4 separate regions of the Homo sapiens genome follow, and regions 2, 3 and 4 are each linked to region 1. A link is a contact called in ENCODE Hi-C or POLR2A ChIA-PET data. All regions are on one chromosome and are shown on one strand. Each heading gives the region's core, a stretch centred on a gene start or an enhancer-like site at or near the end of the contact. The rest is flanking DNA. Distances are from core to core; before and after follow the strand shown.

Region 1 (4,121 bases), core at 143-2,642:
CAAAATGTCCACTGCTTATTTAACAACTGGCTTAAAAAAAAACACACACACACACACAATTATAACAGTTTCACAAACCCTTATCTGAACCTTCTGGGGCCAAATGTGTTTTAGAATTCTGAATTTATCAGATTTTAGGAAGGGGATAACTTGGATGTATTATGGAAAGTCCCCAGTGGGGTCTGGTGCTGCAACCTGTAATCAAATCCACTGACATTTCTCCAGCAAAACATGAATATTCACACTTAATGGGATAAAGACCACAAACAGCCTTACATTAGTTTTAGTCAGATCTGGCTGCCCAGTAAGATGTGGTGCCAAACTTACTGAAAACGTTTTGGTTTTCATAGCTTTCTGGCTTTCAGAGTTAAGATAAGGGATTGTGGGCCTGTACCACAGTATTAGTAACATGAATATTGTTAAAACTTAATACAATTTAACTTAAAATAAAAGACAGTACCAAGTTCGTAGGGAATTTAAACATGTTTTATTGTCAGAGGATGTCATTAGATGAAACTCCCCATCTCATTACATAGCTCCCACAAAATCTTTACAAAAAAATTAGCCTCTTGGAGAGGCGTGAAGTTACTGAAAGAGAAAACACGTCACATTCCAAATCTGCAAGTTCTTTTAAGTATGAACTAGCGTGCACGCTGGACTACAAAGTAATTCGTGGAAGGGATTCCCTCATCACAGGTTACATAATTTCACCCACAACATAGAAAAGGTTTATATTACTAAACCACTAGGATCAGTAGAACTGACAACGTACAGAAAACGATCTAAATATGCATTAAGCAGTTAGGGTCCCGGGTCAAACTCTTGCAAAGGAAAAAAATCACTTTCTTTCTACCTAAGGCGGGTTCTCCGTAGCTGTCCAGGCTGGTGGTCACTAGACCAAGAGCAGCTGCCCAACTACAGAGAAGCAAACTCCAACTCCCAGTAGCCCCTGCGCGGAGGCGGGGCGGGGATTTGCCAGGCCCCGAAATGCCAACGCCTGAGCTCGCGGAGGATGGCGGGAACTGGAAGAGCGGCGGTCTGCAGCCCTCCCCTCATACCCTTGCCCCCGCGACCCGGCCCCTTCTCAAGCCCTCTGCACGGTACCTGTCCCCAGGACTCTCTGTTCTCTTTCCCGCTGCAGCATGGGCGGTACTACCGGGTCTCAGATGGCAGCGCGGGGGCGACGACCCCGGGGCTGGGGATGAGGGGAAACCTGGCCTAGCGGGCATGCAGCGCCTTGTCATGTCGGCGCCGCTGGCGACGGCGGCATGAGCCGTGGCTGGAGAAGTTGGGTGCGTGGTTGCCGTCTTGCTGCTGGGACTCCGGGAGGCTGTCGGAGCAGAGGTGGGCGGCACCCCCTTCTCTCTTCATGGCGGTTCTCTCTTCGGAAGTGACTCCGGCGTGAGCGGGAAGGAACCTGGGGACCAGTAAGGGGCGGGTCTTACTTCATGAATCACGTCTTGATTGGCTGGCACGGTGGTCATTTCGGTGGTGGCGCAATAGGAAGCCGCAGCCTCTCTGGAGAAGGCGGGGCTTGGGGACGGGGGAGGAAGAAACCTCCCCCTCCCACCCCGTCACATGCACTGAGGGCGCGCGCCTCTGGTCCCGGCCGCCTCGGCCTTGGCCGGCGCGCGGGGGCGGAAAGGCGCGGGCAGCAGCTGGCGGACAGCTGACGACACCCGCCTGGTTGAAGGCGAGGGGTGAGGGTTTGCTGAAGCAAACCGGAGCCCGGCAGCTGCCTTCGTTGAGGATGGCCAACACTTGGGCTTCCTGTGTCACACAATTGTGCCTCAGAAATCCGCAGCTGTTCATTACATCGTCTCTTTAACAGCTTAGGCCAAAGTGCCATAATACTGTCACAATTTGCTGAGGGATCTGCACAGCGCGATCCGAAGACTTGTCCATTCTACGACGGTTCTTGTTGAGTGTCAGCGGTAGATTATTTTTTTGTCTTTAAGAAGAAGAAAAAACCCCCAAAAAACTCCATTGGAATAAAGACAGTTGTTAATCCACAAAAGCATTTTGTTTCTCATGAGTTACCATGAAGTCTCTGCAGCCGACTTCCTTGGAGATTTTTTAAAGGAACACAAGGTCAGCTTTCAGTTTTCCATGTTAAGCGTGGGCAGCATAGATAAGTAAAAGCTGCCTGCAATCTCCAACCCTCCTTTGTAAAGGGCTTGTGCTCTGGAGGCTGTTAGCCATGGTTTTCCTTATAAACCGAGAGACTGGTCAGTATCTCTGAACCTCAGCCTCCACATCTGTAAAACGGGCATTTTACTCACTTTTCTGGGTAATTGTAAACCATAAAAGGATAAAACAGTGTACACTGCACAGTTCAGATTCTCTCATGTAACAGGTACAGAGCAAATTATAGTTCCCTTTCTTCCCCAGATAGATTCCTACAGCGAATTTTACTTCTTTACAAAATCTTCCAGAGACAGGTCAAATACTGTTGCAATAACTGTTAACAACCAAAATATCAATTTCAAGATGTCCAAGCTTTAATTGACAGAGTTATTTAATCAGTTGGATGGAAAAAAATCTTAAATGATATAAAATAATTTGGACGGGTCTTTCAAGTTTATTGTATAGAAATTGAACTATTGGCCTGATACAGTTGCTCACATCTATAATCCCAGCAGTTTGGGAGGCCAAGGCAGGTGGATAGCTTGAGCCCGGGAGTTGGAGACTAGCCTGGGCAACATAGCAAGACCCTGTCTCAAAAATAAATTAATTAATTAAAATTTAGAAAAAACGAAATTGAACTGTTCTGGTCACTAAGCATGCCTGACTGACTCCAAGTTCACCTCCTTTTCCCTTCCCCTTTAGTCCCCGGGAGGAAGAATTAATAAGGAATAAAGTGGACAAAAAGCTGGCAAAGTAGAGGGTCGAAGGTAAACAGTGAATATACAGGTTTCACATTCACCCCAAAAGCACATATGTACAGCTGTATACTAGCTAATGGTGGCGGAAGAAGGGAAGTGCCAAAATAGAGGGTACTTTTCTGCTCCTAATAGCGGAGAATTTACTATACGTAACATTGTTTTTTACATAAAAAAACATGATACTCAAAATGTGTTGAATGACTTACACATTTGCATTTTACATGTATTATTTCCTATCTCTTAGTGCTTTCTGTTGGATGTTTTTACACTAGGAAGTTTCTGTACTATAACAGAGCACATCTACGAAACATTTAATCCGATTCATTTCCTTGCATGCCTAATCGATAAAGAGTAATGCATAAAAACACGTTCTGCATGATCATTTAGTTGCTTTTCTTGGATTATAGTACTTGAATCATCCAGCCTCCAAAGTATCACTTTAAAGCCTGTACTCAAACTACCAAACAATAGTTTTCTCATTTTCTTAATCTGAGTAACAGATTATGGAGTTAAGTGAGGCAAGAAATCCCTCGATCAATAAATGGAGATGGAGTCATAATGAAAACACAATTTTAAAAATATCTTCTTAACGGGAAGTAGTTATCTAAATCCTCAATAAGCATCAAGACTCTTCTTTGTTTAAGCTGTGTACGAAAGTGGTACAGATTTGGGTTGCAGGGTGAAATATGTTCAACATATTAATAAGAACCCCAGGGGAACTTCTAGGGCCTAGGGCTCTTCTCCACCTCCCACCCCCAAATAGTACTGGACAGTCTATTTTGTGTTTATATCCTTTCTCCTAGTTTAAATGTGTACGTATATACCATGCATGCGTGTGCACGCACACATGTTTATTGTAAGGGTTTTTTACACTTCAATTTGTAGTGGGCTAAAAGGAGATGACCAGGAAACTACACTAGGTAAAAGATTTAAGGAGTTCAGATGCGTGCTTAGGAGGAGCTAATAGGGGAGAGAAAACTAGGATGGCAGGGGGGTTACTGGGGGGAAAGGACATTGAACAATGTAACCAAACCCAGTTAGAGACTTAAGACAAAACTTAGCTGGGATTTGGAAGAAAAGAGAAATTAAGGCTGGATGACCATAAAAGGCTAGTTTGGGAAGATTTCTGGGCATGGGGATGGGATGAGGATGCAAAGATTGAAGAAATGGAGTGGCTTCTTTGCACAAAGCTTCTGTGGGGGTGCAGCTCAGCTCAGTTTAGCACCCTGCCTTGTT
Region 2 (4,107 bases), core at 182-2,681, 2.5 Mb before region 1:
GTAGAAAGGGAATGTGAGAAAAGACATGGATGGGAAAAGCCTATTATTTCAATAAACACCAGCAATTTCCCTATCAAACAACTGCTCAAAGGCTTGCTGTTGTCTCTGAGGAATTATTCAACTAGACCACTGGGAGATTAAAGCATAAAAATTGAAGTTAAATTTTAAAGAAGGCCGGGCACCATGGCTCACACCTGTAATGCCAGCACTTCGGGAGCCCGAGGCGCGTGGATCATCTGAGGTCAGGAGTTCGAGACCAGCATAGTCAACATGGCGAAACCCCGTCTCTACCAAAAACGCAAAAATTAGCCGGGCGTGGTGGCCTGCGCCTAGTCCCAGCTACTAGGCAGGCTGAAGCGTGAGAATTGCTTGAGGCCGGGAGGCGGAGGTTGCAGTGAGCTGAGATCATGCCGCCGCACTCCAACCTGGGAGACAAAGTGAGACTCTGTCTCAAAAAAATTAAAGGAGAAGTTGGGCTTTTTTGTGGAAGACCTTGAATTAGATATGGGTAGTTTGCTTTGGCAAGTCAGAGACTTAAGCAGGGAAAGCGAGAGAACAGTAAGCAAGAAAAATATACTGCAGGCTATAGATTGGACATGAAGAGAGACAGTATTGAAGGCAAGTAAATTCGGTAGAAGGATTCAAATGCACTGTTTCCTGTTATCTCAGTGACAGAAAAAAAAAAAAAAAAAAAGGATTCAAATGCAGTACAGCAGAGAAACCATGAGAACCAGAACTGGGTATAAGTGAAAACAGAAGACAGGAGAGGTTAGTTCTGACAGACACTTGGTAATAAGACTCTACAAGGGCTTTAGACTAAAGAAGTGATGACCGGGTGGGGCCAAGGATATGGAATCAGGGATGGGTATATGATTCATAGAAACAGGAAAGTTTGGGGGGTCTAGTTTGCTGATAATTTCACCCTTAATTTCCTTTCAAGCAAGGGGAAACTGAGGCTCTGAAAAGTAAGGCGATCCAGGGGCACAGAAGATACTTAGGCTACTTTCCGAACACAAAGCCTGGGGTTACAGGGGCTGCTACAACAGAGCCGGCTTCGAAGCGGGGCTAAGGTGGCCGAACCACACTCATCTAGCGTGTGCCTGGCAGGGAACCAGGCCTGGGACAGACCTGACAGCCATGAGGTTTCCTCCTTTTTCGCCTCTGCCTTTACTCACCAGCGCCACGGCGTCTGCACCCAGCTACCACTAACCTCGCGCCGCGGTACTCACACACGCGGAGACCAGGATACCCACAGTCCAGTGCAATTCTTCCGGAAGTGTGGGCGGGCTCAACACCCTACTTCCGTTGCTGTGTTGCGGAGGTGACCTAGAGACAGGAATCGGAAGGGCGGGATTTGGAGCCATAGCCAATCGTCGCATTAGGCCGAATCGCGGGGGCCGGCTAAACGCGTGCGGGGGAGGTGGCTTCTTCCGGCCGGGCCGAGAGGTGGTTACATTCGTTGAAGGACACCAGCTGCGGAATTTGCGGCTTTGGCAGGTGGGTGAAGAGGGGAGTCCGGGCTTGGACCTGGCGCCTGCACGTTGCAGGACCGCCCGCCGTTTCTGGCCGAGGAGCAACTCGAGTTCTTAGCTTTGGAGGAGAGAAACGGTGGGGAATGGGAAAGGAGCTAGAAAAAACGAGGGGCGCAAGGGGGCGGCCAGCGGGTGAGAAGCCTCGAGGTGAGGCGGATAGGTGCGCCCAAGGGCTCCCACAGTTTCCGAAGACCCTTAGATTGCATTCGCCAGTGGAGAAAAATGAGGCCCTCCGCGAAGCGTCCCTCGAGGTCACCCAGTGACGTAATATTGGACGAGGACTAGGGCTTCTGATCCCCATCACCGGCCGAATTAACCTCTTTTCTTCTGTATGTCCATAGCTGTTTGTTCCCACCGAGCTGTGCTTTAGGAAGCTGGCCAGCCGGGCCTCCTTTAGGTGCGCTGCAGCCTTTTTCAAAGCGAGTGAATGTGGCCCGGCCCCTACAGTTCGCCAGGCCCGCTGTAAAAGGGTTAGATTTCAGTCTATAGACGATCAGTGGGAAGGCCTTTCCTAGGAGGTAACCAGAACAGAGAGCTGTAAACTCCGTGAATGCAAGAGGCTGCTTCTGTTACCTGAGTGGTTCTCACTCATCTTTGCCTTCCTTACCTCGTGATCTCACCATTCCAGGTAGGTGTTAAGTTAGAAAGGAAAATAGCAATATCGAGGAACAGAGAAAGTAACAAGAGCTACTGGTCACTTTGGACCTTTAATAAAGTGCCCATCTCACAGGTGGAGAGAGGCACGGAAGGATTAGTTACATTTAAGAGCAGTTAGTGGCCGGGCGCGGTGGCTCACGCCTGTAATCCCAGCACTTTGGGAGGCCGAGGCGGGTAGATCACCTGAGGTCCAGAGTTCGAGACCAGCCTGAGTAGTATGGTGAAACCCCGTCCCTACCAACAATACAAAAATTAGCCGGGCGTGGTGGCGCGCGCCTGTAGTTCCAGCTACTCGGGAGGCTGAGGCAGGAGAACCGCTTGACCCCGGGAAGCGGAGATTGCAGTGAGCTGAGATCGCGCCACTGCACTCCAGCCTGGACGACAGAGCGAGACCTTGTCTCAAGAAGGGCAGTTAGCAACTTAATTAAAACATACCACCGTTTAACAACATTAAATCACAACTAGGAGTCTTACAAAGGGCACTGTAAACACAAGGGTTCCTTTATCTTTGCCCTAAAGTAACCTGCACCGTGCTGAAGAGTGCAGAACCAAATTTTTCGACCTTACTCCATTATCTCACCAGCAACAATCCCGTTCCCCATTTGGCCCTCCATTTGAGCCTCTCAAGAGTCCTCCTCCTTTAAGACCCAGACTAACTTGAGTGATTGATTTCAGTTCTTGAACCATGCACTTCCCTGCAATCAGAATTAGTCTTCTGTGGGATATCACAAAACATCAGCCTTCCTCCCATATTGTGTGTAAATTAAAGGGAAATTTAAAGCGCTGTAGTATTGTTGGGCATATCCTCCTAAAAAGTTTAGTTAGATGTAATGTAGTGGAGGTTTTCGTTAATGGTCAAAGTGAAGCCCTTATTTTCTGTAGCGTTTCTCCTAAAAACCTACTTCAAACCCTAAGAAGTGAATCCAAAAATGTATCATGAAATGAATGGAGCTGGTGGGGGGGCGGGGGGCGGGGGGAAGTATGTCTTTAGTAAGTTTAGTAAAGTGGAACAGTTGATAGCTACATTATAAAGTTGCTTTTATCGCTTCTGTTGGCTAAGATCAAGTGTATAAAGTTATTTTTAATGGAGATTTTCCTACTTGGGCTAGACTGGCCAAGGTCTCTGAAGAGGCCTAAGGAAGTTTGGATTTCCTTCATTGCTCCAAGAACCTTCTTGAAACTTGAAAATTAAGGTCATTTTTCTCAAATTTTCATTGCCAATTCTTTACACAAGAATGCCTCTGAAAGCCTTTGAATGGGGGAGTTCCAGTTTCCATAGTAATGACTCCCTGACAGATATCTCCCTCTTCCATTTCATCAAGACCCAGCTGAGTCACTGTCACTGCCTACCAATCTCGACCGGACCTCGACCGGCTCGTCTGTGTTGCCAATCGACTCGGCGTGGCGTCGGTCGTGGTAGATAGGCGGTCATGCATACGAATTTTCAGCTCTTGTTCTGGTGACCTTTTGAATACGTCTTGTCTATAAAAGAAATTCATGCCTTTGTAAAATACACAGGTACTATAGATTAAGCTGCCTTTGCTATATATTCTTCCAGAGTTTTTTTTAATACACTTACTATTTTTCTATTTCATTTACTGCAGTATTTTTCAAACTTTAGCATGCTTTAGAATTATCTAGAAGCCTTATTAAAATAGATTCCTGGACCCAGAGTTTCTGATTCAATAGGTAGGGCCTAAGAATTTGCACTAACAAGTTTCCAGTGATGCTAATGCTGCTGGTCTAGGGACAAGACCCAGAACCATTGACGTGCTTTATAAAATCCAGAAATAAGATTTTTTCTTACAAAATTGAACGTTACTTGGGACATCTTCCCATGTCAGTACACAAAGATCTGTGCCTGTTGTGTGTCGTTTAATGGAAACCATCATTTTTTAATCAGTCTTCTATAGATGGA
Region 3 (4,103 bases), core at 639-3,138, 2.0 Mb before region 1:
GTCTGAGGGTAGAGGACTCAAGTAGGGAGGAGGATGGAGAGAGAAAGAGCAAGCCAATGAAAGAGACCAAAATTTCCCACCTTTCTTAAATTCTTCCAGCATAGCGTCCAACTTGGTGTCATTGAAAACAAAGTGCAAGGGGTGGTTATAAAATTTGGTGATGGTTTTCAGGGGGGTACAGTCATCGGGATCCACGAAGGCCAAGTCTTTGACAAACAGCAGGTCCACGATATTGGAGCGCTCCCCTTCAAACACTGGAATGCGGGTGTAGCCGCTCTCCATGATCTCAGACATGGTGTTGAAGTCCAGGATGGCTTCGCCGGTGATCATGAAGCAGTCCCGGAGTGGGGTCATCACGTCCTCCACCGTCTTGGTGCGGAGCTCCAGCGCCCCTTGGATGATGTTCAGCTCCTCCTTAACGAGGTCGTTGTAGGGATCGGTGACCCGGAGCATCTCCAGCAGTTTTTCCCGGTTATAGACGGTGCCTATCTCCTGGCCCAGGACGCAGTCCAGCAGCTTGCTGACCGGGTAGGAAGCGGGGAAGGTCATCATCATGAAAAACTTGGTGAGGAAGATGGTGTTGGCCCCCACAGCCAGGCCATGCCGGGAGCAGATGGCCTGGGGCACGATCTCTCCGAAGATGACGATACCGATGGTGGAGACTACCACGGCCACGAGGCCCGAGCCGGCGATGTCGTCGAGCAGGATGGTGAGCGTGGTGTTGACCAGCACGTTGCCCAGCAGCAGTGAGCACAGCAGGTAGTTGCCCTGCCTGCGCACCGGCTCGATGCGCTTGGCGTAATTCTTCTCCTTCTCCGTGCCGCAGTTCTGCACGATGCGCAGCTCCATCGGGTCCAGGGCCATGAGCCCCAGGTTGAGGCCGCTGAACATGCCCGACAGGCACAGCAGCAGCGAAATGAAGATCACCTGCAGCCAGAAGGGCAGCAGGAACTTCTTCTCTTCGCCTACGATCATCTTGGTGTCCTCGCCGTCGTGGTAAATCCAGGTGGTCTCGGCCCACGGGGGCGGCGGGAGCCCGGCCACCCCCGAGCCACCCTTGCCCCCGACGGCGCCACCCGTGGACCCCGAGCCGCCGGCGCCCAGGGCGGGCGTGGAGAGCGACGTGCACAGGTAATAGGACTTGCTCTTCTCCATCTTGCGTAGCGGTTTGATCTCGATCTCGATGATGCCCGAGGTGCGGCGGTTGAGAATGATGTGGGGCAAGATGATGATGTCTGAGGTGCGGATGCCGCATCGCTGGGGGCCGCTGTCCGGCTCTGGCGGCGCGGGGCCCCCCAGCCCGCGCTCCCCCGGGCTGTGGCGCCGCCGCTCGTGCTCGGTGAAGGCGATGCGGGACCACGTCTCGTTATTGATGTTCTGCCCGTACACCCGCAGCTTGACCCGGGTCCGTTCGCTCACCCGCAGCGCCCCCCCTTCCATGAACGACACGTCGTTCGTGTCCTCCAGTCGCAGCCCGATGATCACCGTCTCCTCATTCTCGCCCACCGCTGCGCAGCCGCCCGCACCGCAGCAGCAGCTCAGCAGGAGCAGCGGCAGCAGCCGCCCCGCAGCCGCCTGCAGGATCCCCCGGCCGCGAGCGCTGAGGCTGCGGCGCGCCGCCATCTTCCAAGTGGGCAGTGCGGCGGCTGCCTGCCCGCCCGCCATCTTTACTTTGGGTTCACAAGCGCCACAGCCAATCATAGGGTGGCTGCTCCAGCTGCGGCTTCATCCTTTCAACCCGGCGGCGCGAGCGCAGGTACCGGCCCCTGGGCGAGACTGCAACGGAGCGTCCGCGGCCAGTGCTCAGCAGTTCGCCTCCCTGACTGACACTGACTCCACCTCAGCCAGCTGAGGAACCCCGAGGCTCGCGGGAGGGAAAGAGGGAGGGAGAGGAGCGCCGGCTGCTCCCGCGAGAGGCAGGCCGACCAGCCAATCACAAGCGGGTGCCCGCCCTCCCAGCCAGGGGGCTGGAATGGGGGCGTGACCGTGTGCCGCTCCGCGGACCAATGGCAAGGTAAGTGGGTGGGGCGACGAGAGCCACCGTCCCCGTCTGCACGCCAAGTTTCCAACTGAAAGGCGCGTGACTCTTGTGTATGTGCGAGGGGAGGGGGCGTGGCCATCTGGGACTCGAGAGCCAGTCAAAGATGAGAGCTGAAGAAAAAGGGGCGTGGCATCCGTCCTGCTGCCAATGGGAAGGAGCCGTCCCTGGGGCCCGCGCTCCCCAGGGGCCCCTGTAGTAGATCCCGGAGCCTGGACCGGCCAGGTTTGGACTAAAGCCCTGCGGCGCAAGGCGGCAGGTTCCCGGTGCACCGGTTACTGGCTCTCCAGTTCTCAATTCGTAGGCACAAAGCCGCGCGCCCTCCTGCCCCGGAAGCCCGAGAAGCCAACTAGAGGCGGCTTGGGATGCACACAGCCTAAAAAGCCGGGGCACCGGCCGCTGTCCCCAACTCCACCTGCGCGGCGCTCCGCCGGGGTAAGCGGCGTCGGTGGCCCCGGCACAGCTGCGGACCAGCAGTCCTCGCGCCTCGAGACTCCTAGGGTACGGGCTCTCTGCGGCTCGCGATCACGTGGCGCCACCTGCGGGCAGCATGAGCGCCCTGCAACGCTTTCCAGGTCGGCGGCGTACCCCAAAAGGTGTGCAGAAGTTACGGATGGAGCGGTCAGGGGGACAGTTCCCCAAATTTCCTAGTCATAGAACCCCTACATATTATTGCTAGGAGTATATACTTCCTAGACCTTTTCCCATATTTACAGAGTGGGAAGGGCCCCGAATCTGTATTCCCAGCAGGAATTCAGGCAAGTTAAGGAAATGGGAGGGGGCAAGCATCCTAAACAGACCCACAGAGGCTCATTCTTAATCACACTGACCAAACTCTGCTAGGGTCTTAGGTCACTCAAGAGCAAAAAGTTCTGGAAACCTAGCTCCCCAGTACTCCCAACGTCACCTGGAGGTGACGAGGTAGCAGAGTAGCTGCCAAATTGGTCTTTTCCTTGAAACTTAAAACATTCAGGCCGGGCGTTGGTGGCTCACGCTTGTAATCCCAGTACTTTGGGAGGCCGAGGCGGGCGGAGCATGAGGTCAGGAGATCGTAGACCACGGTGAAACCCCGTCTCTACTAAAAATACAAAAAATTAACCGGGCATGGTGGCGGGCGCCTGTAGTCCCAGCTACTCGGAGAGGCTGAGGCAGGAGAATGGCGTGAACCCGGGAGGCGGAGCTTGCAGTGAGCCGAGATCGCGCCACTGCACTCCAGCCTGGGTGACACAGGGAGACTCCGTATCAAAAAAAAAAAAAGAAAAAAAAGAAACTTAAAACATTCAAAATGTTTAATGTTTCTCTACCTCTTTTGTATTCTACAAGCACATCCCGCGCCCCCCTACCACCGCTTTTGTAAATGCATCAAACGTCTCTGATTAATTTCTGGTATGAGTAATTTCTGGAATGATTGCAGTGGCCTCCTAACTGATCTTTCCTCTTCGATACCTGTTCCTTTCCCTTCTCAACCCAGCAGCAAGTGATCTTGTCCATGAGATTCTGTTGCTCCCTTGGCTGAAACGCCTCCATTGGCTTCCCATCTCATCCTAGAGAAAGCCAAAGGACCTACAACATCCTACTAGGCTCGAAGGTCTGCTACCTCCCGTTACTTCTCGGACCTCATTACCTGCTGCTCTCCTAGTGGAAGGAGACTGATAATAAGCCAAATTAATTTCTCTCCAAACTGTTTCTCCATCACTCCAGGGATTTTCCCTTGCGAGCCTTTGCACTTACTGTTTGTTTCCTGGGCTTGGGACTTTCTTCCCCCAGATGTCAGCATAGCCTTGTTGTTCACCTCCTTTAGTGCTTTGCTCAAAAGCCATCTGATTTTAAACTTGCGGAAAACACTCCCTCTATGCCGCGTCTACTTTATTTTTCTTGAAAGCAAAGATCACTTTCTAATACACTATGTAAATTATTGATTTGGTTTGTTATCTGTCTTCTTCCACTAGAACTTAAGCTCCCTGAGGGCAGAAAGTGTGTCTGTTTGTTCACTGCTGTATCACAGGGGCCTAGAAGAATAGTAGATATATAGATAGATAGATGTATATTATATACATATATATTT
Region 4 (4,210 bases), core at 736-3,235, 2.5 Mb before region 1:
CGACGCCCGGCCAATACGAAGGTAAAAAAAATTAAAAACTAAAAAAATAATGACAATCAGCATCACACAAGTAAATGCAGCAAAGACAAAAAGGTCTGTCCAATGCCCATGCCTAAACACATGGCTCTCAAGCTGCCATATGTCAATACTCCTTAGAAGCACTTATTCAAAAGTGAAGATTCCCAGATTCCACCTCTAGAGGACCTGATTCACTAAGTCTGAAGTGATGCCCAGGAACCTGCATCCTCCAAAGACTTAACACTGGTGGTACTCAGCCCATATATATTTTTAAAATTTCAGCCGGGTGCGGTGGCTCATGCCTGTAATCCCAGCACTTTGGGACGCAGAGGTGGGTGCATCACGAGGTCAGGAATTCAAGACCAGCCTGACCAATATGGCGAAACCCCATCTCTACTAAAAATATATTTTTAAAAATTAGCCGGGCGTGGTGGCGCGTGCCAGTAGTCCCACCTATTCGGGAGGCTGAGGCAGGAGAATCGCTTAAATCTGGGAGGCAGAGGTTGCAGTGAGCTAAGATCACGCCACTGTACTCCAGCCTGGGCGACAGAGCAAGACTCCGTCTCAAAAAAAGAAAAAAAGAAAAAGAAAAAAAATTCAACTTTTAGCTGAGATTCAGGGGGTACATGATGTGCAGGACTGTTACAAGGGTATATTGTATGGCGGCCGGGCGCGGTGTCTCACGCCTGTAATCCCAGCACTGTAGGAGGCCGAGGCAGGTGGATCATCTGAGGTCAGGATTTCGAGACCAGCCTGACCAACATGGTGAAAGCCCGCCTCTACTAAAAATACAAAAATTAGCCGGCCGTGGCAGTAGGAGCCTGTAGTCCCACCTACGCGGGAGGCTGAGGCAGGAGAATTGCTTGAACCCGGGAGGCGGAGGTTGCAGTGAGCCAAGATTGCGCCACTGCACTCCAACCTGGGCAACAGAGCAAGTTTCCGTCTCAAAAAAAAAAAAAATCTATAAAGTATTTATCAACACATCTTTTAAGAGGAACTAAAGAAATAAAGAGAAAATAAAGTACTTACAGTACTTAAAGTACGCTAGTACGAAACTGTACAAACACTGTTAGTGTCATGCGGACCTGCCCAAGGCTCAAAAGCCCAAATGAAAGGAAAGGGACCAAGAGCGTGAAGATCCCGCCTCTCCGCGCTCACCTTCCCCATACATCCCTCTGCTCAACAGCTCTCCTCAGCTTCTCACTGGAACTGACAGCTCGGAAGGGGGTTTGACTGCGCAGCCCGCGCACTAGAGAAAGGGGCGGGCATGTGGCCCTAGAGGCGGGCCCAGGAAATTCAAAACAAGCCCGCAGAGGTGCAGGCCTGCCAGCCCCTGCCTTACCGGCTTGCTCCCCTTCGCGGCGGCCGTACCTACCCGGGACCCCACGGCTCACCTTTACCCGGAGCCGCAGGACCTGAGGCTGAACCTGAGACGACCGTGGCCCCCGAAGCGCCAGTGCCCGGAGGGTCGGGGGCCGCAGGGCCAGGGGCCGAGGCGGTCACCCGGCTGAGAAGCGCGCTGGTCACCTCAGCGCCGGCGCTGTCCACCTCTCCCGGGGCTCCGGAGCCCGCCACTGCCTCCTCCAGCAGCCCGGCCTCACGGCGCAGCGCCTCTTCGGCCTCGCGGAGTTTGCTCTGCCGTAGGAACTGCAGCACGGCCAGTAGAGTCTGTCGGTCATGCGGAGCGCCGGCGTCCGGAGCAGCGGCGGGCACCGGGGCCGCCCCCGCCGGGGCAGCGGCGGAGACAGCCACCGTGGGCTTGGGGGTCCCGCCATCCCCGCCAGTGGACGACGACGCCGCAACGTTCCCGCCGCCGCCGTTGGGGCCGTTGTTGGTAGTGCCGCCGCTACCCTCGCCTGCGCCGTCCCCCGCCTGCGGAGGTAGCAGCGTTGGCGGTCCCTCAGGCTCTAGCTTGACCGCCACCTCCGTCTGCTCCTCCGCCAGCGCCGCCATCTTGCGGCTGAGCCACCTCGCGCCGTCAAGCGTGATTGCATTTTCGCCACATGGAGGGCGGGGAGGAGCATTTCACGACAACTCTAGTAGGCCATTTACGGCAGTAGGAGGAGCGAAAAGGAAGGAGAAACGGAATAGGAAAGAGAGCAACTTTCAAAACCGAGCGAAAGAAAGGCAGGAAGTGGGCATTGGTGACCACCTATTACATTTGCCTGAGAATAATTGCCATTTATTGCAGGCCAGCTATATTTAGGCATTATGATAGATGTTTTACATTATGTGATCTCCTTCAATTCAATAATCTTTTTCTTTTTTCTTTTTTTTTTTTTTGAGACGGAGTTTCGCTCTTGTCGCCCAGGCTGTTAAGCGATTCTCCTGCCTCAGCCTCCCCAGTAGCTAGGATTACAGGCATGCGCCACCACGCCCTGCTACAATTAAATAATCTTATGAGGTAATATTATCCCCACCTCGCAGATGGCTCAGTTGAAACCAAGAGAGGTTAAATAACTTACCAGAGGCAAGAAGAAAGTCCAAATGTCAACATTCGAATCCACGTATTTAACTCAAAAACATATACCATTTGCCAGAGGGAGGCTTCCGAGATACTGGTAGTTTTACATTTTGACCTGAATAGTGCTTACTTTTTTTTTTTTTTTGTCATTTTTACTTTTGTAAAAGTTAATCGAGCTGCATGCATTACATTACATTTATTTATTTATTTAACTTTTGAGACGGAGTGTCGCTCTGTCGCCCAGGCTGGAGTGCAGTGGCCCGATCTCAGCTCACTGCAATCTCTGCCTCCTGGGTTCAAGCGATTCTCCTGCCTGAGCCTCCCGAGTAGCTGGGATTACAGACGTGTGCCACCACGCCCGGCTAATTTTTGTATTTTCAGTAGAGACAGGGTTTCGCCATGTTGGCGAGGCTGGTCTCCAACTCCTGACCTCAGGTGATCCACCGGCCTCAGCCTCCCAAAGTGCTGGGATTACAGGCGTGAACCACTGCGCCTGGCCCGTATACATTACATTTCAATAAAAAGTTTTTAACGCCAGGTGCGGTGGCTCACGCCTGTAACCCCAGCACTTTGGGAGGCCGAGGCGGGCGGATCATGAGATCAGGAATTAGAGACCAGCCTGACCAACACGGCAAAACCCCGCCTCTACTAAAAATACAAAAAATTAGCCAGGCATGGTGGTGCGCCCCTGTAATCCCAGCTACTCGGGAGGCTGAGACAGAAGAAGAGCTTGAACCCGGGAGACGGAGGTTGCAGTGAGCCGAGATCCCGCCACTGCACTCCAGCCTGCGCGACAGTACGAGACTCCGTCTCAAAAAAAAAGTTTTTAAATACCAGAATGTTGTGGTTGTGAAATATGTACGTTATGTATTCATGCTATTATCCGTTATTACAAATAAACCATTTTAATTGTATATTTAAAAATCATGGCCACACGCAGTGGCACATACCTGTAGTCCCAGCACTTTGGGAGGCCGAGGCGGGTGGATCACCCGAGGTCAGGAGTTCGAGACCAGCCTAGCTAACATGATGAAACGCCATCTCTACTAAAAATATAAAAATTTAGCCAGGTGTGGTGGCGGGCACCTGTAATCCCAGCTACTCGGGAGGCTGAAACAGAGGAATCACCTGAACCCAGGAGGCGGAGGTTGCAGTGAGCCGAGATCGCACCATTGCACTTCAGCCTGGGCAGCAAGAACAAAACTCCGTCTCAGGAAAAAAAAAAAAAAAAAAAAAAATCATATATGCCATTTTGCAATGTGCTTCATAGGTTATAAAACCCTCCTGCATATTTTATCTCATTGGAAACTTGTAACTCTGTGGAATAGGTACAGACGAGAAAAGTGAGCCTGAGACATTGGGAAAATCTAGCACAGCCGTTCAAGTTATTGGTTTTGAGGTCTTACCAGCGTCCTTTGACCCTGCTTACTTTTAAAAAATATTTTATTTTATTAATTAGAGATCTGAAGCCTTACTATATTGCCTAGGCTGGCCTTGAACTCCTGGGCTCAAGCAGTCTCTCACCTCAGCCTCCCAAGTAGCTGAGACTACAGGCACAGACCACCTGGCTTGACCTTGCTTACTGGCTGAATAACCTGGAGCAAGTTACTTAATTTACTATGTCCCAGTTGCCTAATTTTTTTTTTTTTTTTTTGAAACGGAGTTTCACTCTTGTTGCCCAGGCTGGAGTGCAATGGCGCCATGTCGGCTCACTGCAACCTCCACCAC

The links. A loop is a pair of places that touch in the nucleus more often than their neighbours do. ChIA-PET counts read pairs that join two places held with the same protein, here RNA polymerase II (POLR2A). Pooled maps may share reads with other maps.
Region 2: a loop to region 1 is called in a pooled map, with 12 times the contacts of the local background. The contact joins the promoter of ATP5MK here to the promoter of SLF2 in region 1. A Hi-C loop is called at or near these places in 4 of 50 pooled maps.
Region 3: a loop to region 1 is called in a map of B cell, with 22 times the contacts of the local background. The contact joins the promoter of CNNM2 here to the promoter of SLF2 in region 1. A Hi-C loop is called at or near these places in 1 of 168 maps with a recorded cell type or tissue (B cell), 1 of 37 single-sample maps with no recorded cell type and 6 of 50 pooled maps.
Region 4: a loop to region 1 is called in a map of CD4-positive, alpha-beta memory T cell, with 30 times the contacts of the local background. The contact joins the promoter of TAF5 here to the promoter of SLF2 in region 1. A Hi-C loop is called at or near these places in 1 of 168 maps with a recorded cell type or tissue (CD4-positive, alpha-beta memory T cell) and 6 of 50 pooled maps. POLR2A ChIA-PET finds 5 or more read pairs at or near these places in 2 of 52 experiments (GM10248 and PC-9).

What each region holds. Positions count from the first base shown.
Region 1 is chr10:100,910,234-100,914,354 of GRCh38, reverse strand. SLF2 (SMC5/6 complex localization factor 2) reads right to left here and starts at 1,392. Exons shown (of 20, transcript NM_018121.4): 1 at 1,105-1,392. The coding sequence starts at 1,244. RefSeq lists enhancers at 1,243-1,292, 1,313-1,382 and a silencer at 1,603-1,872.
Region 2 is chr10:103,393,799-103,397,905 of GRCh38, reverse strand. It overlaps ATP5MK (ATP synthase membrane subunit k), which reads left to right and starts at 1,431. Exons shown (of 5, transcript NM_001206427.2): 1 at 1,431-1,497; 2 at 1,874-2,160. It overlaps PDCD11 (programmed cell death 11), which reads right to left and starts at 1,280. Exons shown (of 36, transcript NM_014976.2): 1 at 1,176-1,280. It overlaps MIR1307 (microRNA 1307), which reads left to right and starts at 3,505; the gene lies at 3,505-3,653. RefSeq lists enhancers at 1-294, 295-796, 1,454-1,703, 1,854-1,943, 1,336-2,168.
Region 3 is chr10:102,916,079-102,920,181 of GRCh38, reverse strand. It overlaps CNNM2 (cyclin and CBS domain divalent metal cation transport mediator 2), which reads right to left and starts at 1,888. Exons shown (of 8, transcript NM_017649.5): 1 at 81-1,888. The coding sequence starts at 1,701. LOC107984265 (a long non-coding RNA gene) reads left to right here and starts at 1,847. Exons shown (of 3, transcript NR_160733.1): 1 at 1,847-2,014. RefSeq lists silencers at 1,213-1,302, 1,913-2,092 and enhancers at 1,562-2,248, 2,249-2,935.
Region 4 is chr10:103,365,751-103,369,960 of GRCh38, reverse strand. It overlaps TAF5 (TATA-box binding protein associated factor 5), which reads right to left and starts at 1,985. Exons shown (of 11, transcript NM_006951.5): 1 at 1,413-1,985. The coding sequence starts at 1,971. RefSeq lists enhancers at 683-752, 1,883-2,122, 1,875-2,169 and a silencer at 1,213-1,752.